Linked DNA regions of Homo sapiens: regions 2, 3 and 4 are each linked to region 1. Evidence: chromatin contacts called from ENCODE Hi-C or POLR2A ChIA-PET data. All regions are on one chromosome and are shown on one strand. Each heading gives the region's core, a stretch centred on a gene start or an enhancer-like site at or near the end of the contact. The rest is flanking DNA. Distances are from core to core; before and after follow the strand shown. Region 1 holds the start of PPP1R15A (protein phosphatase 1 regulatory subunit 15A). Region 2 holds the start of NAPA (NSF attachment protein alpha). Region 3 holds the start of NUP62 (nucleoporin 62). Region 4 overlaps EHD2 (EH domain containing 2).

Region 1 (3,988 bases), core at 141-2,640:
GCGAAACACTGTCTCTACTAAAAATACAAAAATTACCCAGGCATTGTGGCACATGCCTGTAATCCCAGCTACTCCAGAGGCTCAGGCAGGAGAATCGCTGGAACCCAGGAGGTGGAGGTTGCAGTGAACCGAGATGGCGCCACTGAACTCCAGCCTGGGCGACAGAGTGAGACGCCTACTCAAAAAATAAATAGGCTGGGTGCAGTAGCTCACGCCTATAATCCTAACACTTTGGGAAGCCGAGGCAGGCAGACTGCCTGAGCTCAGGAGTTCGAGAACAGCCTGGGCAACATGGCGAAACACTGTCTCTACTAAAAATACAAAAAATTAGCTGAGTGTGGTAGTGCGTGCCTGTAATCCCAGCTACTCGGAGGCTGAAGAGGGAGAATCGCTTGAACCCGGAAGATGGAGGTTGCAGTGAGCCGAGATCACGCCATTGCACTCCAGCCTCGGTGACAGAGCGAGACTCCATCTCAAAAAAAAATAAAAAAATAAAAAATAACAAATAAATAAATAGGCCTGGAGTGGTGGCTCACGCCTGCAATCCCAGCACTTTGGGAGGCCAAGGCAGGCAGAACACCTGAGGTCAGGAGTTCGAGACCAGCCTAGCAAACATGGTGAAATCCCGTCTCAGAAAAATAAATAATGAATAAATAAATAAATAAATAGGCCGGGCGCGGTGACTCACGCCTGTAATCCCAGCACTTTGGGAGGCCAAGGCGGGAGGATCCCCTGACGTCGGGAGTTCCAGACCAGCCTGACCAACATGGAGAAACTACGTCTCTACTAAACAAATACAAAATTAGCCGGGCGTGGCGGCACATGCCTGCAATCCCAGCACTTTGGGAGGCCAAGGCGGGAGGATCCCCTGACGTCGGGAGTTCCAGACCAGCCTGACCAACATGGAGAAACTACGTCTCTACTAAACAAATACAAAATTAGCCGGGCGTGGCGGCACATGCCTGCAATCCCAGATACTCGGGATGCTGAGGCAGGAGAATCGCTTGAACCCCGAAGGCGGAGGTTGCGGTGAGCCGAGATCGCCCCTTTGCATTCCAGCCTGAGCAACAAGAGCAAAACTCCGCCTCAAAATAACTAACTAAATAAATAAATAAATTGGGGTGGGAAGGCATTGACCCTGAGCTGAGAGAGAACTGGCTCGCTGTTGAAGCAGGGCCACGCATTTGATTGACAGTTCGTTTGTTGGAGGGGCGTGGTCACGCTCGGAAACTCCGCCGTGACGTTGCAAAAGCTGGAATCTCCGCGAGAAGTCCTGTCTTACTTCCACTTCCCACCCTTCGGGTTGCGGTCTCGAAACCCCGCCTCTCTTCGTGACGTCAGCACGCCGGGCGCGGTAGGCTATAAAAGCCTAGTGGCCATTGTGTTCGTTGCTCTTATCGGTTCCCATCCCAGTTGTTGATCTTATGCAAGACGCTGCACGACCCCGCGCCCGCTTGTCGCCACGGCACTTGAGGCAGCCGGAGATACTCTGAGTTACTCGGAGCCCGACGCCTGAGGGTGAGATGAACGCGCTGGCCTCCCTAACCGTCCGGACCTGTGATCGCTTCTGGCAGACCGAACCGGCGCTCCTGCCCCCGGGGTGACGCGCAGCTCCCAGCCGGTGAGTAAGGGGTCGGAACGCCTGGGTCCCCACGGGGCTGGGGGCCCGGATTTAGAAAGGAGAAGGGGTTGGGAGCCTGGAGTCCTGAGCCTGAGGGAGGAGGGATCTGGAAGCCAGATTCTTGGGTCCCCCGTGAAGGAATCATCTGCCAAGTAGGGGGTCGGGTCAGAATGTTTCAGTCTGCGAGGGAGGAGGGTGTGAGGGTTTGATTTGTCAATCTTCAGCAGAATGAGAGAGCTAGGGACTATGACTTTGTCGCCAAGGGAAGCAAGTAAAGACTTTTGTTCTTGGTTCTTGGGACTGGGAGTTCTGCGTCTGAAGAAAGAGAGGGCTGGGGGCTTGGACCCTTGGATCTAAGGCAGAACTAGGGGCTCAGACTCCTGGCTATTGAGAGATAAGAACAGAGCCAAGGGACAGAGATGGGCGTGGCCGAGATCAGAAAGGAATTTGGGACTCTCGCGTTGCTATTTACAATAGTTGTGTTACTATTTCCGTTGCTATGACTCATAGTCACGCCCGGATGCCATCCTCTAAATGGCCCCTAAACTTTATTTTTTTCTCCCCCTTTTCCAGCCCAGACACATGGCCCCAGGCCAAGCACCCCATCAGGCTACCCCGTGGAGGGATGCCCACCCTTTCTTCCTCCTGTCCCCAGTGATGGGCCTCCTCAGCCGCGCCTGGAGCCGCCTGAGGGGCCTGGGACCTCTAGAGCCCTGGCTGGTGGAAGCAGTAAAAGGAGCAGCTCTGGTAGAAGCTGGCCTGGAGGGAGAAGCTAGGACTCCTCTGGCAATCCCCCATACCCCTTGGGGCAGACGCCCTGAAGAGGAGGCTGAAGACAGTGGAGGCCCTGGAGAGGACAGAGAAACACTGGGGCTGAAAACCAGCAGTTCCCTTCCTGAAGCCTGGGGACTTTTGGATGATGATGATGGCATGTATGGTGAGCGAGAGGCAACCAGTGTCCCTAGAGGGCAGGGAAGTCAATTTGCAGATGGCCAGCGTGCTCCCCTGTCTCCCAGCCTTCTGATAAGGACACTGCAAGGTTCTGATAAGAACCCAGGGGAGGAGAAAGCCGAGGAAGAGGGAGTTGCTGAAGAGGAGGGAGTTAACAAGTTCTCTTATCCACCATCACACCGGGAGTGTTGTCCAGCCGTGGAGGAGGAGGACGATGAAGAAGCTGTAAAGAAAGAAGCTCACAGAACCTCTACTTCTGCCTTGTCTCCAGGATCCAAGCCCAGCACTTGGGTGTCTTGCCCAGGGGAGGAAGAGAATCAAGCCACGGAGGATAAAAGAACAGAAAGAAGTAAAGGAGCCAGGAAGACCTCCGTGTCCCCCCGATCTTCAGGCTCCGACCCCAGGTCCTGGGAGTATCGTTCAGGAGAGGCGTCCGAGGAGAAGGAGGAAAAGGCACACAAAGAAACTGGGAAAGGAGAAGCTGCCCCAGGGCCGCAATCCTCAGCCCCAGCCCAGAGGCCCCAGCTCAAGTCCTGGTGGTGCCAACCCAGTGATGAAGAGGAGGGTGAGGTCAAGGCTTTGGGGGCAGCTGAGAAGGATGGAGAAGCTGAGTGTCCTCCCTGCATCCCCCCACCAAGTGCCTTCCTGAAGGCCTGGGTGTATTGGCCAGGAGAGGACACAGAGGAAGAGGAAGATGAGGAAGAAGATGAGGACAGTGACTCTGGATCAGATGAGGAAGAGGGAGAAGCTGAGGCTTCCTCTTCCACTCCTGCTACAGGTGTCTTCTTGAAGTCCTGGGTCTATCAGCCAGGAGAGGACACAGAGGAGGAGGAAGATGAGGACAGTGATACAGGATCAGCCGAGGATGAAAGAGAAGCTGAGACTTCTGCTTCCACACCCCCTGCAAGTGCTTTCTTGAAGGCCTGGGTGTATCGGCCAGGAGAGGACACGGAGGAGGAGGAAGATGAGGATGTGGATAGTGAGGATAAGGAAGATGATTCAGAAGCAGCCTTGGGAGAAGCTGAGTCAGACCCACATCCCTCCCACCCGGACCAGAGGGCCCACTTCAGGGGCTGGGGATATCGACCTGGAAAAGAGACAGAGGAAGAGGAAGCTGCTGAGGACTGGGGAGAAGCTGAGCCCTGCCCCTTCCGAGTGGCCATCTATGTACCTGGAGAGAAGCCACCGCCTCCCTGGGCTCCTCCTAGGCTGCCCCTCCGACTGCAAAGGCGGCTCAAGCGCCCAGAAACCCCTACTCATGATCCGGACCCTGAGACTCCCCTAAAGGCCAGAAAGGTAGGTGCTGAGAGCCCAGATTCTATTTTTTTTTTTTTTTTAATTGAGTTGGAGTCTTGGGCTGTCACCCAGGCTGGAGTGCAGCGGCATGATCTTGGCTCACTGCCAACCTCTGCCGCC
Region 2 (4,380 bases), core at 768-3,267, 1.4 Mb before region 1:
TTTCCCAGGTCTCCTCTCAGTTTCCACAACCTCCCCTTGACCCTTTCGGGTCGTCCCATCAGCACAGATCCCACCACCTCCCACACCACCGCCCCCTGCCAAACTCCCTTCTCCTTCCTCTGCCCAGAGCCTCATGCTCCTCTCAACCCTACTAAGTCTTCGTGGATCCCTTTTCTGTTCCCTTTCAGCTCCTCTTAGCACACTCATGTTTCTCAGTCTCTCCCTCTCCTGACCCCTCCCAGACCTCTCCGCTCGGGCGTCCACCTTGAACCCCCATCAGCTCTCTGCACGCTCCGAACCTGTTTCCTTCTGGAAGTCACATTAACAACAGCTAACACTCTCAGAGATGTAACTCCACGCCAGGCTCAATTCTAACACTCATAGCAAATGGGAGGTAGGTTTGATTTGTGATCTCCTTTAGCAGGGAGACTAAACAATTTACCCAAAGTCATGAAGTAAGTGGCAGAGCTACTTGGGCTCTTGGCACTTCTAAGCCACTACAATTTATCACAGGATGGTCGTGTCAGCTTTTAGGAGCTAACGTGAGTTTTATGCCACGTCATATGTGTTAGTTCTGTCTCCCAGGCCTTTTCCCATCCCTCTTCTCAGCATGTCTCTGTCATCCCTATTACTCGAGGATCACACAGCAGGAATTTGATCCCCCGTTTTGGTTCTCTCAGTCCCCCTGTCTCTCCCTGTTATCCCTCCATCTCCTTGGCCAAGCCACCACCACGCATTCCCCCACCCAGGAGTCTCCAGCCTCAACCCAGGCCTCCTCAGGCTTTTTTCTTTCTTTCTTTCTTTTTTTTTTTTTTTTTTTTTGAGACAGAGTCTCGCTCTGTCCCCCAGGCTGTAGTGCAGTGGCTCGATCTCGGCTCACTGCAACCTCTACCTCCGGGTTCAAGTGATTCTCCTGCCCCAGCCTCCCGAGTAGCTGGGATTACAGGTACCCGCCACCAGGCCCAGATAACTTTTGTATTTTTAGTAGAGACGGGGTTTCACCATGTTGTCCAGGCTGGTCTCGAACTCCCCGCCTCAGATAATCTGCCCACCTCGGCCTCCCAAAGTGCTGAGACCTCCACAGTCTTGACTCCATCATCCCGGGTTCCTCCGTTCAGCTGTCCTTAAACTAGTCACTGCTAACCAGGGCCGTACTCACCCCATGCACCCCCCACACTTCAGACGCGGCTCACCGCTCCTAGGATCATCTAGCCCTGAGCCCCTCTGCCTGGTGTCAGCCCCCTTCAGCCTTCACCCTCACCGCCCAGGGCCCACGCAAATCCACTGCTCCAGGGGTTGAAAAGGTCAGTCCCTCGGGCAGGCGTCCTCAGCCCCAGGCCCCATCACTGCCGCCTGAGAGCCTTCAAACAGACTCCCCTAGAGCTCCGAAAAGCCTCTGGACCTGGCTTCTCTCCCGGACTCCCTCCGTCCCCCCAGGCCGGTCCCCTCCAAGGCTTCAGGACGTACTCCCTCGGTCCAGGTTCTCCCCCGCCCGCTGGCCTGTCTTCGGCCTGGGTCCCCTTCCTCGCCTCAAGATAGTGTCGCCTCGGTCCGTGTGTCCTCAGCCCAAATCCCTTCCGCCATGTCAGACCGTCTCTCCTCAAACCGTGTTGCCCCGGCCCAGGCTCTTGGCCCTCAGCCTGCGTCCCCTCTGCCGCCTCAGGCCATGTCACCTTATTGCAGGTTCCTCTCCGTCCCCTCGGCCCGAGCTCTGCGTGCCCTAACCCGCCACCTCCGAGCGTGACTCCTTCGTCCTCTCAGCCTAGGTCCCGGCCGACCCCTCAGCCCGGTTCTCACCCAAAGAGGCCAGAGAAGAAGGACTGCGAGTTCTTCACTTTGCGCTCCGCCTCGGCCAACAGCGCCATCGCCTCCGCTTCCTTCCCGGAATTGTCCATGGCGGCCACAAAGGGACTCAGCAAAGCGCCTGACCCTGACCCTGGGAAGACTCAGCCGCGGCCGGGCCGCGGAACACAGATCGGTAAAACTCGCCCGGCTGCGTTGACGTCGCACCGGCGCGCGTCGCTTGCGGCCAGGAACCACGTGACTAGCGCTGGCCAACCAGCGGCCTCGTAACGCCGCGCCCGCTCCGCCGGACACGCCCCCACCAGCCGCCGCACGCCGCCCGTGACTCGTGACCCCCCAATCGGCGTCAAGAGACCTCAACGCATGCGCACATACCGGCGAACGGCGCTCCACTCTCTCCCCAGCGCTCTGTACCTCACCTCCCACGTGACCCTGTGGAAGGCAATGGCAGTACCCCCCGCCGAGGCCCCGCCCCACGGTGTTGCTGCTGGATCCTCCTCCACCAATCAGCAGGAGCCCTCGGCTCGCGCTGGGGCGGGGGGTCCCCCACTCGCCCTCCCCGCGGAACTCTGGCACAGTCAGCTGACCGCAGACACTCACGTGACAGCTCGGGGCCCACGCCCGGGTTTGACAGTTCTGCGCAGAACTTAGTCCCGCCCCCGCGGCTGGTCTCGCCGGTTTCTTCACTTGGAAAGGCGTTTGTGGGAAAAGGAAACCGTTCTGCTTTTTCTTGCTCCCTCTGTCGGCCAGTACTAGAACTGCTTTGGGGAGACCGGTGAAGAGAGACTGCAAACAAAAACTTAAGAGGTTCTCTAACTCTGGTTTCATAAAAAATAGCTGAAGAGGGCCGGGCACGGTGGCTTACGCCTGTAATCCCAGCACTTTGGGAGGCCGAGGCGGGCGGATCACTTGAGGTCATGAGTTTGAGACCAGCCCGGCCAACATGGCGAAACCCCGCTCTACTAAAATACAAATATTAACCGGGTGTGGTGGCACACTCCTGTAATCCCAGCTACTGAGGAGGCTGAGAGAGGAGAATCGCTTGAACCGGGGAGGTGGAGGTTGCAACGGGCCGAGATCGTGCCACTGCACTCCAGCCTGGGCGACAGAGTGAGACTTAGTCTCAGAAAAAAAAAAAAAATAGCTGAAGAGAGCGTGTTAAAAAAAAATTCAGATTCGAAGATGGGCGCGGTGTCTCGTGCCTATAATCCCAGCTACTCGGGAGGCGAGAGGATCGCTTGGGCCCAGGAGTTTGAGTCTAGTTCAAGTCCCGCCTTGGGCAACATAGCAAGACTCTGTCTCTAAAAAAAAAAGTTTAGGCTCAAACACACCTCCTGCTGTCCCAGAAAATTGAGTTGCTGGTTTCTGAGACAGGGTCTCACTCTTTGGGTTGTTGGTTTTGGAGACAGGGTCTCGGTCTGTCGCCCAGGCTGGAGTGCAGCAGCACAATCATAGCTCACCTCAGTATAACTTTGTAGTGCCAGAAAGGAAGGAAGTATTCCACACGTGTGCTCACACACAAAATTAGGGGGTATGCCAAAGGAGCCAACTGAAAGAACTCCCAATGGCCAAAGCTGGAACAATTTGAGCATCAAAATAAAGTAGTATTGGATTATAATCCCAAACATAAAGTATCCATGAGCCTATGGTCATATAGATGAATATAGAACAAATAAATAAAGGGGGGAGAATAGACAAATAGTTTGTGCAGAAGAATTCCAAATAATCTGCGTAGATACTCTGCTCTCAAGAAGGTGAAGGATACCTCCCCATTCTGTAAGTATGGACTGTGCATAGTGACTTCCTTTCAAAGAAGAGGGTACAAGAAAGGGGAGAAAAAGCCTAAATTTACAGTGGAGAAACCTGACATTGACATCTAGGTGATTGAGGTTAACCTCAACATTGATAAGTCATGTGATTAAAATGGCTCTTTACTTCTGGGATCTTTCAATCTAATCATGAAAAAAACACTAGACAAATTCCAGTTGAGCCACATCCTCCAAAATACTTGCCCAGTACTCCTCAACACTGTTGGTGGGTGCAGTGTGTCACATCTGTAGTCCTGGTACTTTGGGAGGCCAAGGCAGGAGGATCACTTGAGGCCAGGAGTTTGAGACCAGCCTGTCCAACATGGGGAAACCCCGTCGCTACTGAAAATACAAAAAACTTAGCCCGGTGAGGTGGTGCATGCCTGTAATCACAGCTACTTGGGAGGCTGAGGCAGGAGGATCACTTGTACCCTGGAGGTGGAGGTTGCAGTGAGCGGAGATTGCCTCACTGCACTCCAGCCTGGGGGACAAGAGGGAGACTCCGTCTCAAACAAATAACACTGTCAAGTCATCAAAACAAGGAAAGCCTGAGAAACCATCACAGCCAAGGAGACGTGACTGCTAAATGTAATGTCTTACCTTCGGTGGGATCCTGGAACAGAAGGGCATTGAGTTAAAAAACCAAGGAAATTGGCCGGGTGCGGTGGCTCATACCTGTAATCCCACCACTTTGAGAGGCTGAGGCGGGTGGATCACCTGAGGTCAGGAGTTCCAGACCAGCCTGGCTAACATGGAGAAACACTGTCTC
Region 3 (3,717 bases), core at 1-2,500, 1.1 Mb after region 1:
ACGCCTGTAATCCCAGCACTTTGGGAGGCCGAGGCGGGCGGATCACGAGGCCAGGAAATTGAGACCATCCTGGCTAACACAGTGAAACCCCGTCTCTACTAAAAATACAAAAAATTAGCCGGGCGTGGTGGCGGGCGCCTGTAGTCCCAGCTACTCGGGAGGCTGAGGCAGGAGAATGGCGTGAACCTGGGAGGCGGAGTTTGCAGTGAGCCGAGATCGCGCCACTGCACTCCAGCCTGGGCGACAGAGACGGAGAGACTCCGTCTCAAAAAAAAAAAACAGTTGAACAGGAATGTATGAGTTGAGCTCTGTGCATAAGGCTTGCCAGACATCGTCTTATTTGAGTCTCATAAACCCACCAGGCGAGTTGATTTTTCTTATTTTACAGATAGGGAAATGAAGTAAGAGAACTTAAGTTATTTGCCCGAGGCCATCCTGGCAGGTCTGTATTTGGGAGAGTGCTGTGACTCATGCTGGACTCTAACCCACGAGGGTTTCTCAGAGTCAGCAGCTGGGGGATGAAGAAGTGAAAAGTGACTGGCAGGAAATTCTGCAAGCAAGGAAAGGGAAAGAGAAATGAACTGGTGCAGGTCTGCGGGAAGAGAATGAGGCTGGATCCTCAAAATCACAGGAGGAAGCAGGCCCAGACCTCAGAGGCAGAAAGAGAAAGAAACCAGAGCTTAGAGTCAGGAGGAGGAAACCAGACCCCGGAGCCACAAGGAGAGGGCTGGATCCCCGGCTCAGAGGGAAGAGGTCGGATCCCCAGCTGAGAGGGAGGAGGGTCCCGGACCCTAGGAGTGGGAAGGAAAGGCTCGGATCCCCTGATCCCCAGGAGGAGGGGACCCGGCTGCCTCCCGGTTGGGGCCGCGCGAGGGCGGGGCGCGGAAGGATCCGGGAGGGCCGTGCTCCGCCACCCAGTATATATCTGTCCCCAGTCCCCGGGGCCGCCTCATTCCCTGTCCTCGGATCACAGTCTCTTCTCACTACAGTGTCGCCGCCTCTGCCTGCGTAGCCCCGGCCATGGCTCTGTAGCCTCGACCCCTTTGTGCCCCCGGCCCGTCTCCGCGCTCACCACGCCTGCGCTCTCCGCTCCCACCTTCTTTCTTCAGCCGAGGCCGCCGCCGCCTCTCCTTGCTGCAGCCATGGAGTGAGTAACCGCTTACCTCTTCTCCAACTGCCTTTCCCGCCCTTTCGCAGCTCGTGGCCCTCTTTAGGGAGCCCTGGGGGGTGGGGAGTCGCGAGCGGGGAATCACGGTCGCGCAGGCGCAGAAGTAGTACGGTGGGCCGAAGGCGCGCGGCTGCGCATGCGCACTGGGCCCGGGGCCGGGTGGGAGAGTTCTAGACTCGATGTTTGTCAGCCCGCGTGCAGCTGGGCCTGAGCACTCCAGGGGAGGGTGTGTTTTTTTTTTTTCTAAACGATTCTTCGTGCTTGGTTGTTCCTGCGCAGTAGCCCACCAGTGCCCCGTAGTGAAAGAGCTGCGGACCCTGAATGGCCGCACATGCGCATTGATCCCCAAGAGGGCGGAGGTGTAAAGGCAATTGGACCGCTCGGGCGACGTAGCATGCGCCTTGGCCCTCGGCGCAGAGCCGCGTGTGGACGGGTGGCGTTCGGGTAGCCGTTCTCCGCGTGCCCCCTCTACCCTCCTCCACCCTCCCTGCCCCACGTTGCTCTGGCTCACAGCCCAGCTTCCTTCCTTTTAAACCAGGCACCTGCTGAGGCGGGGACTGGCTTAGATTGACAGGGCAGAAGGCGGGACCCAGAGGCAACCCTCTAAGTGGGTGGGGATAGAACCACTGTCGTCACGATGGGTGGGATTTCGGAAGCACATTGTGAGAAGGGGCGGGGCTAAACCAACCGTTAGTTGAGGGGTGGGGTTTCGATGTGACAAAGAGGCGGGGCCTCTGGGGAATCGGGGGAGGGGCGGAGCTAAATAAACAATGAGGGGCGGGGCTTGGAGGGGCAGCGGCAGAGCGAGGAGTGGGATTTGAGTGGATAACATTGCTGAAGGGCTGCGGCCTGGGGCAGTTCCCCTGGGAACTGGTTTGGGATGGAAGCTAGGAAGGCAGTGGGGCCAAAAGGAAATATTTTAGAGGAAGGGGCGTGGCTGGAAGAAAATGTCCCTGGGATTGAGTTTTTCCTTGAGGCGAAATATTCTGAGGTGGATGGGAGGGGCCTAAGGTAATTCCCCTGGGAGACCTTTAGGTTTTTTTTTTCTGTATTGGGGGAAGGGGTGGGGCATCGGTCCTACTTTAGGACCTAAAGAAATTCCCTTGGGAGTGGGTGGGGCTCAGAGATTTGGGTAAAGAAAGGGCAAATTTAGAATTCGGAGAGGCTGAGGCTTAGTGTTCTAAACGGTGGTTGGAAGGGGGAGGGAGGAGCCTCATGGACGTGCCTGGGGGTGTGGCTTGGCTTCCCCTTGATTTTGGCCGGTGGATGACGCTGTCCTGACCACACCCACTCTTGTCTCACGCGTGTAGGTCTTCCACTTTCGCCTTGGTGCCTGTCTTCGCCCACCTGAGCATCCTCCAGAGCCTCGTGCCAGCTGCTGGTGCAGCCTCTCCTGTTGCCATCAGTGCCCAGCACCTGTGCTACAGCCATGTCACTCCTGGCGACCCTGGGGCTGGAGCTGGACAGGGCCCTGCTCCCAGCTAGTGGGCTGGGATGGCTCGTAGACTATGGGAAACTCCCCCCGGCCCCTGCCCCCCTGGCTCCCTATGAGGTCCTTGGGGGAGCCCTGGAGGGCGGGCTTCCAGTGGGGGGAGAGCCCCTGGCAGGTAAGGGCAGGTGGAAGGTGGAGCTGGGGAGTGGAGGGCAGGGGAAGATGGGGGAGGAAGAACTCATCCATGTATTCAATAAATATTGAGTGCCTACAATGTGCCAGGCACTGTTTTAGGTGCTGAGGATACGGCTGGGAACAAGAAGAACATGGTCTGTGCCTTCCAGCAGCTCACACTGTGGGGAGTAGACCAGAGATAAATTAAATGAGAGTGTATTGGAATAAGTCAAAAACACCTAGCAGCTGAGCTACAAAATGACAAAGGGGACCTAATATAGAATGGGTAGCCAGAAAACCTTCTCCAAGTAGGTAACATGTTGACTGAGGCATAAATGATGGGAAGGAAGCCAGGCATGATGGCCTGTAATCCCAGCACTTTGGGAGGCCAAGCGGGGAGAATTGCTTTAGTCCAGGAGTTCAGGACGTGGGCAACATAGCGAGACCTCATATCTATAGGAAAAAAAAAATTAGCCAGGCATGGTGGCTCACGCTTGTAGTCACAGCTACTTGGGAGGCTGAGGTGGGAGGATCGCTTGAGCCTGGGAGGTCTAGGCTGCAGTGAGCCAAGATGATGCCACTGCACTGCAGCCTGGGCAACAGAGTGAAACCCTATCCCTTAAAATAAAAAAAAAGTAGGGAAGGAATGAGGAAAACACCCAAGGGAAGAGCATTTTAGTTGGAGGGAACTGTATATGCAGAAGCCCTCAGGAGGCAGGAATCATTTCATTCATTACTGTATCCCAAATGCTTGGCACATAGTGGGTTTTCAATAATTAATGAGTAAAGATGAAACAAGGCATATGTGCGTGTGTATCTGTGTGTGTAATGTGATCTAGTTTGCCTTTTAAAAAGAGAGAATAGAGACACCACAGATACAGAGTACTCGGTAAAGGAGATGTTGGAATGGTTGAAGAAATGCTTGGTTGACTGTTGCTTGAGT
Region 4 (4,298 bases), core at 1,459-3,958, 1.2 Mb before region 1:
TGCTCCTCCTCCTCCTCCACCCATCCTGTCACCCAGACAGTCTACACTCAGACCCCTTTCTTCCTCCTTGGCTGGGCCGCCTATGCTCATGCCCTCTCCCCCTCCCACAGGCAGCTCTCCATCTGCACGTCTCTCCGTGAACCCCGTGAGCGGTGTGCAGCCACCATGTTCAGCTGGCTGAAGCGGGGCGGGGCACGGGGCCAGCAGCCCGAGGCCATCCGCACGGTGACCTCGGCCCTCAAGGAGCTGTACCGCACGAAGCTGCTGCCGCTGGAGGAGCACTACCGCTTTGGGGCCTTCCACTCGCCGGCCCTGGAGGACGCAGACTTCGACGGCAAGCCCATGGTGCTGGTGGCCGGCCAGTACAGCACGGGCAAGACCAGCTTCATCCAGTACCTGCTGGAGCAGGAGGTGCCCGGCTCCCGCGTGGGGCCTGAGCCCACCACCGACTGCTTTGTGGCCGTCATGCACGGGGACACTGAGGGCACCGTGCCCGGCAACGCCCTCGTCGTGGACCCGGACAAGCCCTTCCGCAAACTCAACCCTTTCGGAAACACCTTCCTCAACAGGTGTGCCAGCCGCGAGCCCAGGGCGCATCTTTCTTTTTCTTTTTGTTAAGACAGAGTTTCCGCTCTTTTCGCCCAGGCTGGAGTGCAGTGGTGCGATCTCAGCTCATGGCAACCTCCACCTCCTGGGTTCAAGCAATTCTCCTGCCTCAGCCACCTGAGTAGCTGGGATTACAGACACCCACCACCACGCCAAGCGAGTTTTTGTATTATTAGGTACAGTTGGGGTTTCACCATGTTGGCCTGGCTGGTCTTGAACTCCTGGCCTCAAGTGATCCACCTGCCTCAGCCTCCCAAAGTGTTGGGATTACACGAGTGAGCCACTGCGCCCGGCCCTGGGGGCACGTCTTTCTGTCCCAGGGGTGCATCTTGCTGTCCCCCTTCTCTGTCCCCTCCCTGACTGTGTTTCCCTCCTTCTCAGCCCCAATTCCCTTCTCTCTACCCAGTTCTTCCCATGCCTGTCTCTGCTCTCTTATCCAGGGGAGCACCTAGGCTAGTGAAGTCAGTATGCCTGGTTCAAATCCCGGCCAGCTGGGTGGCCTCAGGCAAATGACTTGACCTCTCTGCCCTTCTTGTAGCCTCATCTGCAAAAATGTGGATCAATCACCTTGGGCCAGGCCCGGTGGCTCACACCTGTAATCCCAGCGCTTTGGGAGGCCAAGGCAGGTAGATCACTTGAGGCCAGGAGTTGGAGACCAGCCTGGCCAACATGGTGAAACCCCGTCTCTACCAAAAACACAAAAAATTAGCTGGGTGTGGTGGTTCGTGCCTGTAATCCCAGCTACTCGGGAGGCTGAGGCAGAAGAATTGCTTAAACCTGGGAGGCGGAGGTTGCAGTAAGCCGAGACCGTGCCACTGCATTCCAGCCTGGGCAACAGAGCGAGACTCTGTCTAAAAAAAAAAAAAAAAAAAAAGGGATCAGGATCACCATGGTCTCTATGCCATGGTTGCTGTGAGGACTTGGAATAGCACCTGGTGGCCGGGCGCAGTGTCTCACGCCTGTAATCCCAGCACTTTGGGAGGCTGAGGCGGGCAGATCACTTGAGGCCAGAAGTTTGAGACCAGCCTGGCCAACATGGTGAAACCCCGTCTCTACTAAAAATACAAAAATTAGCTGGGTGAGGTGGTGCCCACCTGTAATCCCAGCTACTCGGGAGGCTTAGGCAGGAGAATCACTTGAACTCGGGAGGCGGAGGTTGCAGTGAGCTGAGATAGTGCCATTGCACTCCAGCCTGGGCGACAACAGCAAAACTCTGTCTCAAAAAAAAAAAAAAAAAAAAGAACAGTACCTGGCACAAATTAAGTGCTCACTGAACATGAGCTGTGGCTGGTTATAACTCTGAGATGGTCCTGGTTGCCCTTTTTCTGTCCGGTGTCTTTCTTCGCCCATAAAGGATGCTTTGCCATGCGGTCCCGAGTCCCTCTTCATGTTTTCTTCGTGTTTTCCCTCCTTCTGTCCTTCCCTGTTGACCCCTGACCCTCCCTCTGCCCCCAGGTTCATGTGTGCCCAGCTCCCTAATCAGGTCCTGGAGAGCATCAGCATCATCGACACCCCGGGTATCCTGTCGGGTGCCAAGCAGAGAGTGAGCCGCGGTGAGTGGGGCCAGACCCTGGGGTCTGAGGGAGGAGGGGCTGGGGCCTGGACTCCTGGGTCTGAGGGAGGAGGGACTGGGCCCGGACTCCTGGGTCTGAGGGAGGAGGGGCTGGGGTCTGGACTCCTGGGTCTGAGGGAGGAGGGGCTGGGGTCTGGACTCCTGGATCTGAGGGAGGAGGGGCTGGGCCCAGACTCCTGGGTCTGAGGGAGGAGGGGCTGGGGGCCTGGACTCCTGGGTCTGAGGGAGGAGGGACTGGGGTCTGGACTCCTGGGTCTGAGGGAGGAGGAGCTGGGGCCTGGACTCCTGGGTCTGAGGGAGAGGGGCTGGGCCTGGACTCCTGGGTCTGAGGTAGGAGGGCCTGGGGTCTGGACTCCTGGGTCTAGAGGAGGAGGGGCGGTGTCTCCGCTGGGACTTGGGCCTGTGTCCTCTGGCCCTGGCTGGCGGGGCAGCCGCAGGGAGCTAGTGGAAGCTGTGACTGCTCCATGCTGGCTCGCATTGATGGGTGGGGGAGGTGTGTGGGTGACCACGTGGTGGGAGCGGGCAGGAGCCGCACGTCTGGGCAGGCAGGAAGGATGGGAAGGGAGAGATGAAGAGGGACAGGGATTCCGAGGCAGTGAGACAGCGACGCAGGGAGACACAAGGCCTGGAGATGAGGCAGAGCCTGGGCAGGGGAGGCAGAGCCCGGGCAGGGGAGGCTGGGCCCTGCGAGCTCCTGGCTCTGCGTCTGGGCCACAGATGGGGCCGAGAAGGGGATGGGAAGGGAATCTGGGTGGGGGCCAAGGCCAGGCCTGGAATTTATAAACAGCTGTGCAAGGAGAGTGGCGGGGGGTGGATTCCAGCCGGGGCCTCCGGGCGTGCTGAGCCCTCACCACCCCTGCCCAGCCCAGCTCAGCATCTGTGGTCCCCCAGCCCCACAGATCTGTGTCCCCCACCCCCCATGGCCTTGGAGGCCCAGAACTGGGGCAAAGGAGGCTGCTATGTGGGGCAGAGAGGATGGGAGGCCCTGGCGAGAAGGCTGGGCCTGGGGTGGGGTGGGGACGCTGGGGGTGACCATGTCTCTGGCTGCCGTCCAGAGGCCCCACGGGAGAAAGGCAGGAGGCAGCTGCAGAAACGATTGGGAGGACACGCTGCCAGCTGAGGGGGAGGAATTCCTGGGGCTCCCACCCCAGGGCCTGGACCTGGGACAGCGGGAGGGAGAGGCTCTCTCAGCCAGGGCAGGGGTGCCGGCAGGGGGGTTCAAAGGCCATGGGTGGTGGGGGAGTGGGGAACGGGGTCTCCCTCCCTGGCCTTGAGGATAGAGGAAGAGGAGGAGAGAGTGTCCAGCTGTTGGTGTGTATATGTGTGTGTGTGTGTGTGTGTGTGACTTTGTGTATATCTTGGGAAAGTGTGTCATTATGAGTGTACTCCTGGGTGTGGTGGTTCCACGCATTTGTGTATAGCAGTGGACGTGCCTCATTGTGGCCATGGCTCTGAGGTTGTATGACTTTGAATTGTGTACATGCCTCTGTGTGTGTGTGTGTGTGTGCGCATGTGCCTATAATTGTGGCTGGAAGACTTTGTTTTGTTTGTTTTTGAGACAGAGTCTCACTCTGTCGCCCAGGCTGGAGTGGAGTGGCGCGATCTCGGCTCACTGCAACCTTTGCCTCCCGAGTTCAAGTGGCTCTGCTGCCTCAGCCTCCTGAGTAGCCAGGACTACAGGCGCCCGCCGCACCCATGTCCGGCTAATTTTTGTATTTTTTTTTAGTAGAGACGGGATTTCACCATGTTGGCCAGGCTGGTCTCGAACTCCTGACCTCAGGTGATCCTCCTGCCTTGGCCTCCCAAAGTGCTGGGATTACAGGTGTGAGCCACCATGCCCGGCCTGCTGGATGACTTTGTGTGACTCTGAAGGGCTGTGTAGGGCTATGAGAGACTTTGTGGGATAGTGTGCAACTGATTCTGTCCCTATATACTGTTATATTGTGACGTGTGTGTGTGAGAGAGACAGACATAAAGGGCAACTTTTGTCTATGTGTCTATGTGGATTTAGTGTGTATCATTGTAGGTGTGAGTCTGACATTGTGTGCCTGTGTGTGAGATGGTCTAGGCATATATGTGTATCTGGGCTGTGGGCTGTGTGTGACTTTGTGTGGCTGCA

What was found. Hi-C counts contacts between places; a loop is a spot of excess contacts on that map. ChIA-PET counts read pairs that join two places held with the same protein, here RNA polymerase II (POLR2A). Pooled maps may share reads with other maps.
Region 2: a pooled map shows a loop between it and region 1 (20-fold over the local background). The contact joins the promoter of NAPA here to the promoter of PPP1R15A in region 1. A Hi-C loop is called at or near these places in 3 of 37 single-sample maps with no recorded cell type and 7 of 50 pooled maps.
Region 3: a loop to region 1 is called in a pooled map, with 11 times the contacts of the local background. The contact joins the promoter of NUP62 here to the promoter of PPP1R15A in region 1. A Hi-C loop is called at or near these places in 2 of 50 pooled maps. POLR2A ChIA-PET finds 5 or more read pairs at or near these places in 2 of 52 experiments (HEK293 and activated B cell).
Region 4: a map of sciatic nerve shows a loop between it and region 1 (26-fold over the local background). The contact joins the enhancer-like site here to the promoter of PPP1R15A in region 1. A Hi-C loop is called at or near these places in 1 of 168 maps with a recorded cell type or tissue (sciatic nerve). POLR2A ChIA-PET finds 5 or more read pairs at or near these places in 1 of 52 experiments (activated CD8-positive, alpha-beta memory T cell).

What each region holds. Positions count from the first base shown.
Region 1 is chr19:48,871,031-48,875,018 of GRCh38, forward strand. It overlaps PPP1R15A (protein phosphatase 1 regulatory subunit 15A), which reads left to right and starts at 1,391. Exons shown (of 3, transcript NM_014330.5): 1 at 1,391-1,621; 2 at 2,195-3,868. The coding sequence starts at 2,204. RefSeq lists enhancers at 336-948, 949-1,560, 1,219-1,278, 1,389-1,498, 2,159-2,248 and 4 more and cis regulatory regions at 1,038-1,611, 1,798-2,298, 2,458-2,958, 3,338-3,858.
Region 2 is chr19:47,513,046-47,517,425 of GRCh38, forward strand. NAPA (NSF attachment protein alpha) reads right to left here and starts at 2,018. Exons shown (of 11, transcript NM_003827.4): 1 at 1,798-2,018. The coding sequence starts at 1,895. RefSeq lists a silencer at 1,967-2,306 and an enhancer at 2,397-2,666.
Region 3 is chr19:49,928,254-49,931,970 of GRCh38, forward strand. It overlaps NUP62 (nucleoporin 62), which reads right to left and starts at 1,251. Exons shown (of 3, transcript NM_016553.5): 1 at 1,073-1,251. ATF5 (activating transcription factor 5) reads left to right here and starts at 952. Exons shown (of 3, transcript NM_001193646.2): 1 at 952-1,147; 2 at 2,479-2,775. The coding sequence starts at 2,598. It also overlaps a transcript of IL4I1 not described here. RefSeq lists silencers at 782-841, 1,692-1,741.
Region 4 is chr19:47,716,448-47,720,745 of GRCh38, forward strand. It overlaps EHD2 (EH domain containing 2), which reads left to right. Exons shown (of 6, transcript NM_014601.4): 2 at 111-569; 3 at 2,062-2,159. The coding sequence starts at 166. Among named protein-coding and RNA genes, the nearest start is that of EHD2, 5.2 kb to the left of the region's middle. Within about 2 kb of position 2,709, at least 28 of the 41 ENCODE cell types and tissues checked have a DNase peak (open chromatin) inside an H3K27ac peak, as active enhancers do.